Linked DNA regions of Homo sapiens: region 1 is linked to region 2. Evidence: read pairs that join two places in POLR2A ChIA-PET (ENCODE). Cell type or tissue: PC-3. All regions are shown on one strand. Links, peaks and the distances in the headings refer to the core of each region. The heading gives the core; the rest is flanking DNA.

The links. Peaks named below come from ENCODE experiments on the same cell type or tissue, not always from the same donor. Only the 100,000 strongest peaks of a DNase experiment are listed, where the experiment ranks them.
Region 1: POLR2A ChIA-PET joins it to region 2 with 9 read pairs; 3 of 35 experiments call an interaction of 5 or more read pairs at or near these places.

Annotation. Positions count from the first base shown.
Region 1 is chr10:103,353,986-103,360,025 of GRCh38, reverse strand. No RefSeq gene overlaps it. Among named protein-coding and RNA genes, the nearest start is that of PCGF6, 5.9 kb to the right of the region's middle. RefSeq lists an enhancer at 4,977-5,531. In PC-3, for the core only: no CTCF peak of the experiment used is centred there; a DNase peak (open chromatin) is centred at 3,315.
Region 2 is chr10:102,825,178-102,830,594 of GRCh38, reverse strand. It overlaps CYP17A1 (cytochrome P450 family 17 subfamily A member 1), which reads left to right. Exons shown (of 8, transcript NM_000102.4): 8 at 1-64. Among named protein-coding and RNA genes, the nearest start is that of CYP17A1-AS1, 4.8 kb to the left of the region's middle. In PC-3, for the core only: no CTCF peak of the experiment used is centred there; no DNase peak of the experiment used is centred there.

The DNA of each region.
Region 1 (6,040 bases), core at 2,221-4,720, 530 kb before region 2:
TAGTAGAGACGGGGTGTCACTGTGTTAGCCAGGATGGTCTCGATCTCCTGACCTCATGATCCGCCCGCCTCGGCCTCCCAAAGTGCTGGGATTACAGGCGTGAGCCACCACGCCCGGCTGTGTTCAATTTTAGAAGGTTTCCCATCTTATTTTTAAATATAAAATTCAGAACTATGCAAAAAAGTATATTCAGGGAAGTGTCATACCCATTCCTTCTATCCTTTGTTCCACCCCATTCTAACCACACCTTTTTATCCTTTCTGTTTCTTTTTCAAATGTGCAGATAAGGTACAGTATATTTTCTTCTTTCTCTTTCTTTTCTTTTTATTTATTTATTTATTTATTTATTTATTTATTTATTTATTTATTTTTTGAGACAGAGTCTCACCTCTGTCGCCCAGGCTGGAGTGCAATGGCATTATCTTGGCTCACTGCAACCTCCGCCTCCCAGGTTCATGCGATTATCCTGCCTCAGCCTCCTGAGTAGCTGGGATTACAGGCACCTACCACCACGCCCAGCTAATTTTTGCATTTTTAGTAGAGACGGGGTTTCACCACGTTGGCCAGGCTGGTCTCGAATTCCTGACCTCAAATGATCCACCCGCCTCAGCCTCCCAAAGTGCTGGGATTACAGGCATGAGCCACCACGCCTGGCCTTTCTTTCTTTCTTTTTTTTTTTTTTTGAGATGGAGTTTCGCTCTTATTGCCCAGGCTGGAGTGCAATGGCACGATCTCAGCTCACCACAACCTCCGCCTCCCAGGTTCAAGCAATGCTCCCGCTGTAGCCTCCCAAGTAGCTGAGATTACAGGCGCACACCACCACGCCCGGCTATTTTTTGTATTTTTAGTAGAGATGGGGTTTCACCATGTTGGTCAGGCTGGTCTCGAACTCCTGACCTCGTGATCCGCCCGCCTCAGCCTCCCAAAGTGCTGGGATTACAGGCATGAGCCACCATGCCCGGCCAGCCTCTCTTTCTTAAACAAAAGGTGGCATACTATAGATCCTCTTTTTTTTTTTTGAGATGGAGTCTCGATCTCGCTCTGTCGCCCAGCCTACAGTGCAATGGCGTGATCTCAGCTCACTGCAACCTCCGTCTCCTGGCTCCAAGCAATTCTTCTGCCTCAGCCTCCTGAGTAGCTGGGATTACAGGCACACATCACCACACTCGGCTAATTTTTGTATTTTTAGTAGAGACGGGGTTTCATCATATTGGTCAGGCTGGTCTCAAACTCCTGACCTCATGATTCACCCACCTTGGCCTCCCAAAGTGCTGGGATTACAGGCGAGAGCCACCACACCCGACAGGTCCTCTTTTTTAAGTTGCTCTTTTTCACTTAACCATGTATCCTGGAAATCGGCCAGGCGAGGTGGCACACGCCTGTAATCCCAGCACTTTGGGAGGCCGAGGCGGGTGTATCACCTGAGGTCAGGAGTTCAAGACCAGCCTGACCAACATGGTGAAACCCTGTCTCTATTAAATACAAAAAACTAGCTGGGTGTGGTGACACATGCCTGTAATCCCAGCTACTTGGGAGGCTGAGGCAGGAGAATTGCTTGAACCCAGGGAGACAGAGGTTGCAGTGAGCCGAGATTATACCATTCCACTCCAGACTGGGCAACAGGAGCGAAACTCCGTCTCAAAAAAAAAAAAAATGTATCCTGGAAATCGTAACTGTCTTTAGAGAAATTCCTCATTCTTTTCTTTTTTTAGCATTGCACAGTACTCTATCTTGTGGATGTTCAATTGTTTATTTAACTACTCTCCTATGTATGGCCATTTAGTTTCCAGAATTGTGTAATTACCAACAGTGCTGCATTAAATAACCTTTTGTGTATGTATTTTTATATTGTTGGATTGTATCTTCAGAATAAATTCCCAGAAGAGTGATCACTAGGTGAAAAGATAAGTGGACATTTTGTTTTCCCAGGTGTTGCAGAATTCCCCTTCATAAAGTTTGTATCAATTTGCAATCCTGTCAGCAATGTGTGAGAGTGACTATTTCCTCACAGCCTCATCAACAGAGTGAATTGTTACTTCCTAAATTTTTGCCATTCTGATAGGTGAGAAATGGTATCTCAGTATGGTTTATTATTATTGTCATTATCATCATTTAATTTACATGTAATAAAGTTGAACTTTTTTGATGTACTTTTGTGAGTTTTAACACATCTTATAGATTTTTATTTTATTTTTGAGACGGGGCCTGGCTCTGTCACCTAAGCTGGGGTGCAGTGGCACAATTATGGCTCACTGCAGACTCCACCTCGTGGGCTTAAGCAAACCTCCCACCTCAGCGTACCCTCCCATTATCCCTTCCCCAGTAGTTGAGTCTACAGGCGAGTGCTACCACGCCCAGTTAATCTTTTATTTTTTGTATTCTTTTTAGAGACAGGGTTTTGCCATGTTACCCAGCCTGGTCTTGAATTCCAGAGCCCAAGTGACCCACCCGCCTCAGCCTAACAAAGTTATTTATTTATTTTAGAGACAGACTGTCACTCTGTTGCCCAGTCTAGAGTGCAGTGGCAGGATCTTGGCTCACTGCAGCCCCGACCTCTCTGACTCAAGCAATCCTCCCACCTCAGCCTCCCAAGTAGCTGGGACTACAGGCACAGGCCATAACACCTGGTTAATTTTTGTATTTTTTATACAGATGTGGTTTTACCATGTTGCCCAAGGTGGGGCTTTGTCTTTGTAGTGTTTTCCTGGCTATTGTTGCATATTTTTTTTTCTATCACGTATCATAGATGTATTGAAGTTTAAAATCAACATGTCTGTTTCCATGAAAAAGCTTGTATCTATTTGGCATTTTTTCTTTTCTGTTCTTTTTTTTTTTTTTTTTTTTTTTTTTGAGATGGAATATTGCTCTGTCGCCCAGGCTGGAGTGCAGTGGCACGATCTTGGCTCACTGCAACCTCCGCCTCCCAGGTTCAAGCAGTTCTCCTGCCTCAGCCTCCCAAGTAGCTGGGGCTACAGGCGCATGCCACCATGCTCGGCTAATTTTTTGTATTTTAGTAGAGACAGGGTTTCACTGGGTTGCCCAGGCTGGTCTCGAACTCCTGAGCTCAGGCAATCCACCTGCCTTGGCCTCCCAAAATGCTAGGATTACAGGCGTGAGGACCACACTCAGCTATTTGGCTTTATTTCTTTTGATAATTTTCATTTATTTTCCAATTTTTAAATGTGTGTGTGTGTGTGTGTGTGTGTGTGTGTGTGTGTGTGTGTGTGTGTGTGTGATCATGGTCTCTCTCTGTCACCCAGGCTGGAGTGCTGGAGTGCTAGGTGCAGTGATGCTGTCATAGCTCATTGCAGCCTGGAATACCTGGGCTTAAGCAATCCTACGCCTCAGCCTCCTGAGTCACTGGGATCACAGGTGTGAGCCATCCTGCCTGTCTAAAGTTGTACATATTTTTAAGTTTCTTGTTATATGTTAACTAATTTCTTTCTTTTCATTTTTATTTTTAATTTTTTTTCAGACAGGATCTCACTCTGTTGCCCAGGCTGGAGTGCAGTGGCATGATCACAGCTCACTGCAGCCTTGACCTCCTGGGCTCAGTGATCCTCCCACCTCAGCCTCCCAGGTAGCTGGGACTACATGCACGTGCTACTACTGTGGGCAATTTTAAATGTTTTTTATTTTTGTGGAGACGGGATCTCACTATGTTGCCAGGGTGGTCTGGAACTCCTGGGGTCAAGCAATCCTCCTGCCTTGGCCTTTCAAAGTTCTGGGATTACAGGCATGGACCAACACACCAGCCTAATTGCTTTCTTTAAGGTTGTACAGATTACACTGTCAACAGCAATAAAAAAAGGCCTATTTTCACTAAAATAATAACTTGACAATTTCAACATGTGGCCAAAATACAAATGTTTCTACCTTATGACCCACGAATTCCACAGCTAGAAGTATGGAAGTAATTATCAGGTATGCGCTGGCTTTCACAGGGTTGTCCTCTGAAGAATATGATGGTGTAATACCAGGTATTTTAGAAAGTGTAAGTGTGTTCAAGTCCATGAACGGGGATTATGGGAAAGGACTTCAATATTTTATTTTATATACTTTCTCATGTTGTTTTAATTTTTTGTTTTTGTTGTTCTGATAGAGTTTCTCTCTTGTTGCCCAGGCTGGAATGCAATGGCACGATCTCAGCTCACTGCAACCTCTGCCTCCCGGGTTCAAGCGATTCCCGTGCCTCGGCCTCCTGAGTAGCTGGGATTACAGGCATGCGCCACCATGCCTGGCTAATTTTTTGTATTTTTAGTAGAGATAGTGTTTCACCACGTTGTCCAGGCTGGTCCCAAACTCTTGACCTAAGGTGATCCACTCACCTCAGCCTCCCAAAGTGCTAGGATTACAGGCGTGAGCCACTGCGCCCAGCCTTAATTCTTTATCATATGTATTACTTTATATTGTGGTACAATATATCTAAAACATAGAATTTACCACTTTAGCCATATTTAATGTACAGTTCAGTGTCATTAAGTACATTCACACTGTTGCACAGCCATCACCACCCTCCATCTCCAGATTCTTTTCGTCTTCCCAAACTGAAACTCCAAACCCGTAAAACAGAAACTCTCCATTCCTCCTCTGCCCAGCTCCTGGTAACCAGGATTTTACTTTCTGCCTGTATGACCTTAACCACCCTAGGTATCGCATATAAGTGGAATCATATAGTATTTGTCTTTTTTTTTTTTTTTTTGAGGTGGAGTCTCACTCTGTTGCCCAGGCTGAAGTGTAGTGGTGTGATCTTGGCTGGGATTACAGGCTCATGCCAACATGTCTGGCTAATTTATATATATAATTATTTTATTTTATTTTATTTTGAGATGGAGTTTCACTCTTGTTGCCCAGGCTAGAGTACAATGGCGCGATCTCGGCTCACTGCAACCTCCTCCTCCCGAGTTCAAGCGATTCTCCTGTCTCAGCCTCCCAAGTAGCTGGGATTAGAGGTGTGTACCACCACGCCTAGCTAATTTTGTATTTTTAGTAGAGACAGGGTTTCATCATATTGGTCAGGCTGGTCTCGAACTCCAGACCTCAGGTGATCTGCCCGCCTTGGCCTCCCAAAGTGCTGGGATTACAGGCGTGAACCATCTCCTCCGGCCTATTTTTTATATTTTTGGTAGAGACAGGATTTCACCATGTTGGCCAGGCTGGTCTCAAACTCCTGACCTCAAGTGATCTGCCCGCCTCTACTTCCCAAAGTACTAGGATTACAGACATGAGTAGCCTCCTTGTGGTTTTGATTTGCATTTCTTTAATGATTAGTGATACTTAGCAGTTTTTCATATGCTGATTGGCCATTGCTGCTGCTTTTTTTTTTTTTTTTTTTTTTGAGACAGTCTTGCTCTGTCGCCCAGGCTGGAGGGCAGTGGCATGATCTTGGCTTACTGCAAACTCTGCCTCCTGGGTTCAAGTGATTCTCCTGTCTCAGCCTCCTGAGTAGCTGGGACTACAAGCGCATGCCACCATGCCCGGCTAATTTTTGTATTTTTAGTAGAGACAGGGTTTCACCATGTTGGCCAGACTGGTCTCAAACTCCTGACCTCAAGTGATCCGCCAGCCCACCTTAGCCTCCCAAAGTGCTGGGATTATGGACGTGAGCCACTGCGCCTGGCCCATTGCTTCATTTTTTATGAAATAATAAAATGTGGCTAAATAATATTCCACTGAGTGGATCAATGAGATTTTATTTACCCATTATCAGTTGATGGATATTGGAGTTCATTCTAATTATTTGTTACTATGAATAATGTTGGTATGAGCATTCATGTAAGAGTTCTTGTGTGAACATATGTTTTAATTTTTCTTTATATACCTAGGAGTGGAATTGCTGGCTCACATGGTAACTTTATGTTCAACCTTTTGAGAACTGCCAGAATGTTTCTCAAAGTTGCTGCACCATTTGACATTCTCACCAGCTATGTGTGAGGGTTCCCATTTCTCTACAACCTCCACAAAACTTTTTATTATCTGTTTATTATTATAGCCATCCTAATGGGTGAAGTAGGCCGGGCACAGTGGCTCACACCTGTAA
Region 2 (5,417 bases), core at 133-2,632:
TGCCTTCTTTTTCAGCTTGTGGCAATGCCAGTGATGTGCATAAACAGTTTTTTTTTTTCCATAAGGTCCCTGAGTAGTTCATTTATGTATTCATTTGCTCACTCATTCTTTCAACACCGATTTTATTGAGCACCTACTATGTGCCATTCACTTTCTCAGGACACTCGAGCTCCGTGGTCTCTGAAGCTTACATTCTAGTGAGGGCTAACAAGTGAATAAGTTCAGAGACTCGTAAGTGCTTTGAAGTCAATCACAATTTGTGTGATGTGATGAGAAAATGGCAGAGGCAGTGGGTGGCTGCTTTGAACAAGGGGTCAGGAAAAGTGTTGCATGCTGAGAAGCAGGTAAAAAGGCCTCCAGGTGGGAGAGGTCAGCATGGCCAGTGAAGGGGAGAGTGGGCCCTGATGAGGTCAGAGTGGACATAGTGGTCCGTTCCCACTGTAGCTGGGATTACAGGAGGCCAGGAGGGAGGTTGGGTTTTATTCTAATTATGACAGGAAGTCACTGGAGGATTTTAAGTATGTAAGTGGAACAATCTGTTTTTTTGTTTTTGTTTTTGTTTGAGAAGGAGTTTCGCTCTTGTTGCCCTGGCTGGAGTGCAATGGCATGATCTTGGCTCACTGCAACCCCTGCCTCCTGAGTTCAAGTGATTCTCCTGCCTCAGCCTCCAAAATAGCTGGGATTGCAGGCGTGTGCCACCATGCCCAGCTAATTTTGTATTTTTAGTAGAGATGAGGTTTTGCCATGTTGGTCAGGCTGGTCTCGAACTCCTGACCTCAGGTGATCCACCCATCTCGGCCTCCCAAAGTGCTGGGATTATAGACATGAGCCACAGCGCCTAGCCTGTTTTTTGTTTTGTTTTGTTTGGGTTTTTTTGTTGTTGTTTTTTGTTCTGTTTTTTGAGTGACATGGTCTCACTCTGTTGCCAGGCTGATTGCAGTGGCACAATCATGGCTCACTGCAGCCTCAACCTCCCAGGCTCAAGTGATCCTCCCACCTCAGCATCCCAAGTAACTAGGACTACAGGCACACATCACCAGGCCTGACTAATGTTTTACTTTTTGTAGAGATGGGGTTTTGCTGTGTTTTCTAGGCTGGTCTCAAACTCCTAAGCTCAAGCGCTTCTCCCACCTCAGCCTCCCAAAGTGTTTGGATTATAGGCATGAGCCGCTGTGCCCAGCTGGTTTGTATTTCTGAAAGATCGCCGTAGTTGCTGTGTGGAGAATGTTCTGCTAAGGGATGGGAGTGGGAGCAGGAGAACAGTTAGGAAGGAGGCTGTTGTGCTGGTCCAGGAAAGCCAGATGTTGATGAGTTAAACCACGGCCACAGCAGTGGAAACAGTGAGAAGTGGTAGGATTGAGTTTATCTTTTGTTTTCTGTTTGTTTGTGTGTGTGTGTGTGTGTGTGTGTGTGTGTGTGTGTGTGTGTGTTTTGAGACAGACTCTTGCTCTTTCACACAGGCTGGACTGCAATGGCACAATCTCAGCTCACTACAACCTCCACCTCCCTTGAGCGATTCTGCTGCCTCAGTCTCCCAAGTAGCTGGAATTACAGGCGCCTGGATAATTTTTTTATTTTTACCAGAGATGGGGTTTCGCCATGTTGGCCAGGCTGGTCTCGAACTCCTGACCTCAAGTGATCCCACCTCAGCCTCCCAAAGTGCCAGGACTACAGGTGTGAGCCACCGAGCCTGGCCTGAGTTTATATTTTGAAAGTAGGGCAGGCCGGGCGTGGTGGCTCGTGCCTGTAATTCCAGCACTTTGGGAGTCCGAGATGGGTGGATCGCCTGAGGTGTGGAGTTCTAGACTAGCCTGCCCAACATGGCAAAACCCCGTCTCTACTAAAAATACAAAAAATTACCCGGGCGTGGTGGCAGGCACCTGTAGTCCCAGCTACTCGGGAGGCTGAGACAGGAGAATGGCGTGAACCCCGGAGGCGGAGCTTGCAGTGAGCGGAGATCGCGCCACTGCACTCCAGCCTGGGCAACAGTTCAAGACTCTGTCTCAAAAAAAAGAAAAAAGGAAAAGAAAAAGAAAGTAGGGCAAAAGTGTTGTTTGTTTTGATCCAAATAGGCTTCACTGCATGTTACCTCACAGGTTCGACCTTGGGGGAGTGTATGTGACCCACAGACTGGACCTGCCGTTGCCATCCCTCTGTCTTGGTCTGCAAAGACCAAGACTGGTGTGTCCCCCTTTCCTCACCCTTCCCTGGGGTAAACACTGCCAGGTAAGGGCTTCTACAGCTGTCTTCTGCAGCAGTGCCTGGGTTCCACCTCCTTCTCCCCACTCAAAAACCCCAGGAAGTCTGTAAAAGCTTCCTCACTAGGGCTGGGTGCAGTGGCTCACGCCTGTAATCCCAGCACTTTGGGAGGCCGAGGCGGGCAGATCACGAGGTCAGGAGATCGAGACTGTCCTGGCTAACACGATGAAACCCCGTCTCTACTAAAAATACAAAAAATTAGCCGGGCATGGTGGCGGGCACCTATAGTCCTAGCTACTCGGGAGGCTGAGGCAGGAGAATGGCATGAACCCGGGAGGGGGAGCTTGCAGTGAGCTGAGATCGCGCCACTGCACTCCAGCCTGGGCAACAGTGCGAGACTCCGTCTCAAAAAAAAAAAAAAAAAAACAAAGCTTCCTCACTAGAAAATGAAGCCCTGACTCCTTTATATCTGGAAACTGGTATATTTAAACCTTGGTCATTGGCCAGTCTGCAAATGAATGTCCTGAGACATCCCGGAAGAAACTGACCCTTTTAGCCTAGAGAGAGGCCCCATCCCCAGCTCCCTGGTGCCAGCCAGACCAGGGTCAGGTCATCAACAACCCAGTCCTTCCCCTCTGACTAGACAGAAGGACGTCAGCAGAGCATGGCTGATACCCTGCCTAGCTAAGTCTTAGAGAGAAGACGTCCCTATAGGGAGCAAGACAAGGTTTTCAGTTACGACACTACCTTCTTCCTTATAAAGAGCTTTGTTAATCAGGTGGCAGTGGACCGTTCCCTACTATTCCCTAACTCGGTCTTGGCCTTCATCTGCCATTTACCCTGGGACTTTGCTAAAGAGCCTGCAGGAGGCCAAGTGTGGTGGCTTATGCCTGGAATTCCAGCACTTTGGGGGGCCTAGGCAGGAGGATCCCTTGAGCCCAGGAGTTCGAGAGCAGCCTGGGCAACAGAGTGAGGCCCTGTTTCTACAACACTTAAAAAAAAATTGGCCGGGCGCGGTGGCTCATGCCTGTAATCTCAGCACTTTGGGAGGCCGAGGCAGGCAGATCACAAGATCAGGAGATCGAGACCATCCTGGCTAACACGATGAAACCCTGTCTCTACTAATGATACAAAAAATTAGCCGGGCGTGCTGGCAGGCGCCTGTAGTCCCAGCTAATCGGGAGGCTGAGGCAGGAGAATGGCGTGAACCTGGGAGGCGGAGCTTGCAGTGAGCAGAGATCGCGCCACTGTACTCCAGCGTGGGCGACAGAGCAAGACTCTGTCTCAAAAAAAAAAAAAAAAATTACCCAGGCATGGTGGCATACCTGTAGTCTCAGCTACTCAGGAGGCTGAGGTGGGAGGATTGCTGGACCCCAGGAGGCCGAGGCTGCAGTGATCTGAGATCGTGCCACTGCACTGCATCCTAGAGCAAGACCCAATCTCTAAAGAAAAAGAAAGAAAGAAGAAGAAGGATTAGTATTTCACTTTCCTGCCATTCAATGTTCTGGTTCAATAGTTGGAGAATGAAAGAGTGCATATGTGTGTTGGGGGGCAGAGTGAGAGAGAGAAAGAGATGAAGATATATGGGAACCTATAGACAGACAAACAGATATAGATAGATGTAATATGCACCAGGTCAGTATCTGTCAAAGTGTGGCTCACAGACCCCTTGAGCCAGACTCATCTGAGAAACTTACTTAAGAACACAGACTCTGGTCCCTATCTTTCATGCATTGAGTACACTCTGGGAGCAGGGCCTGGAAATCTGCATTTTACAGGCTATCCAGGTGAATCTTGTACACACTGCTGCGCACCCCCCCCGAGTCCTCAAGTGACATTGTGTGAGATTCTTGCAAACTTGCGATGTTTTCCATCCCAGTTAAACCCACCCACCACTTCCACAGAGGACACAGATCTTCTGCTAATTGCTTATCTCTTCATCACTAGTCTACAAAATGCCTTTCAGGCCAAGCACAGTGGCTCACACCTGTAATCCCAACACTATGGGAGGCCAAGGTGGGCACAACGCTTGAGCTCAGGAATCTGAGACCAGCCTGGCCAACATGGTGAAACCTCGTCTCTAGCTGGGCATGTTGGCGCACACCTCTAGTTCCAGCTACTCAGGAGGCTGAGGTGGGAGAATCGCTTGAACCCAGGAGGTGGAAGTTGCAGTGAGCCAAGATTGTGCCACTGCACTCCAACTGGGTGACAGAGTGAGTGAGAGAGACGCCGTCTCAAAAAAAAAAAAAAAAAAAAAAAAAAAAAGCCTTTCAAATTCTGAGCAAATCTGAAATACTTAACTTTCCTCCAGCCAATCTTATTCCCCTCTGCTTTGAGCTGAGGATAGCTTGACTCGATCCAGCACCCAGCTGATGGGGGCAGAGGAACCGGGAGAGGGAAGGGACAAACTCCAGTATAGCCTTTCCCTTGGGCTCACTGTGGTGTCAGCATCTCTCCCAGGCTGCTTGTGATGGGGGCTGGGGTCAGCTGCCCACAAGCTCTCCTACGGACTTCATTTTTTTTTTGAGACAGGGTCTCACTCTGTCACCCAGGCTGGAGTGCAGTGGTGCAATCATGGCTCACCGCAGTCTGGAACACCTGGGCTCAAGAGAGCTTCCTGCCTCAGCTTCCTGGGTAGCTGGGACTACAGGTGTGTGCCACCACTCTGGCTAATTTTTAAGTTTTTTGAAGAGATGGGGATCTTATTATGTTGCCCAGGCTGGTCTCAAACTCATGGCCCCTAGTGATCCTTCTGCCTTGGCCTCCCAAAATTCTAGGATTACAGATGTGAGCCACTGTGTCCTGTCTAAACCTTCATTTTGAAGGAAACTGAGGGCCATTGTGTGGGCTGGGTATAGGGTATGACTTGCCCCAGATCACACAGCTACGTAGCAGCAGGGCTGGGACCAGAACTCAAGATTTCAATGGTGCATGGTGGGGAGCCAGCCATGCTTTCCCACCTGTCCCCTGTGGTCATGCAGAAGGGCTCTTGGGATATTTGGCCGGGAGAGTACCTTTCAGGCAAGCGGAGTGACCTTTTAGAAAATGACTTTATGAACTTTGACTCCTGCCCAAACTGTGCTCTCCCGTCTGGAAGGCCTTTTCACCACTGATCTAAACCCACCTGCCTTGAGGCTCAGACACATTTTTTATGACTCCTGAGTCCACCATGACCATCCCTCTTCAGCACTCAGCTTCTGTTCCTTGGTACTGAACCT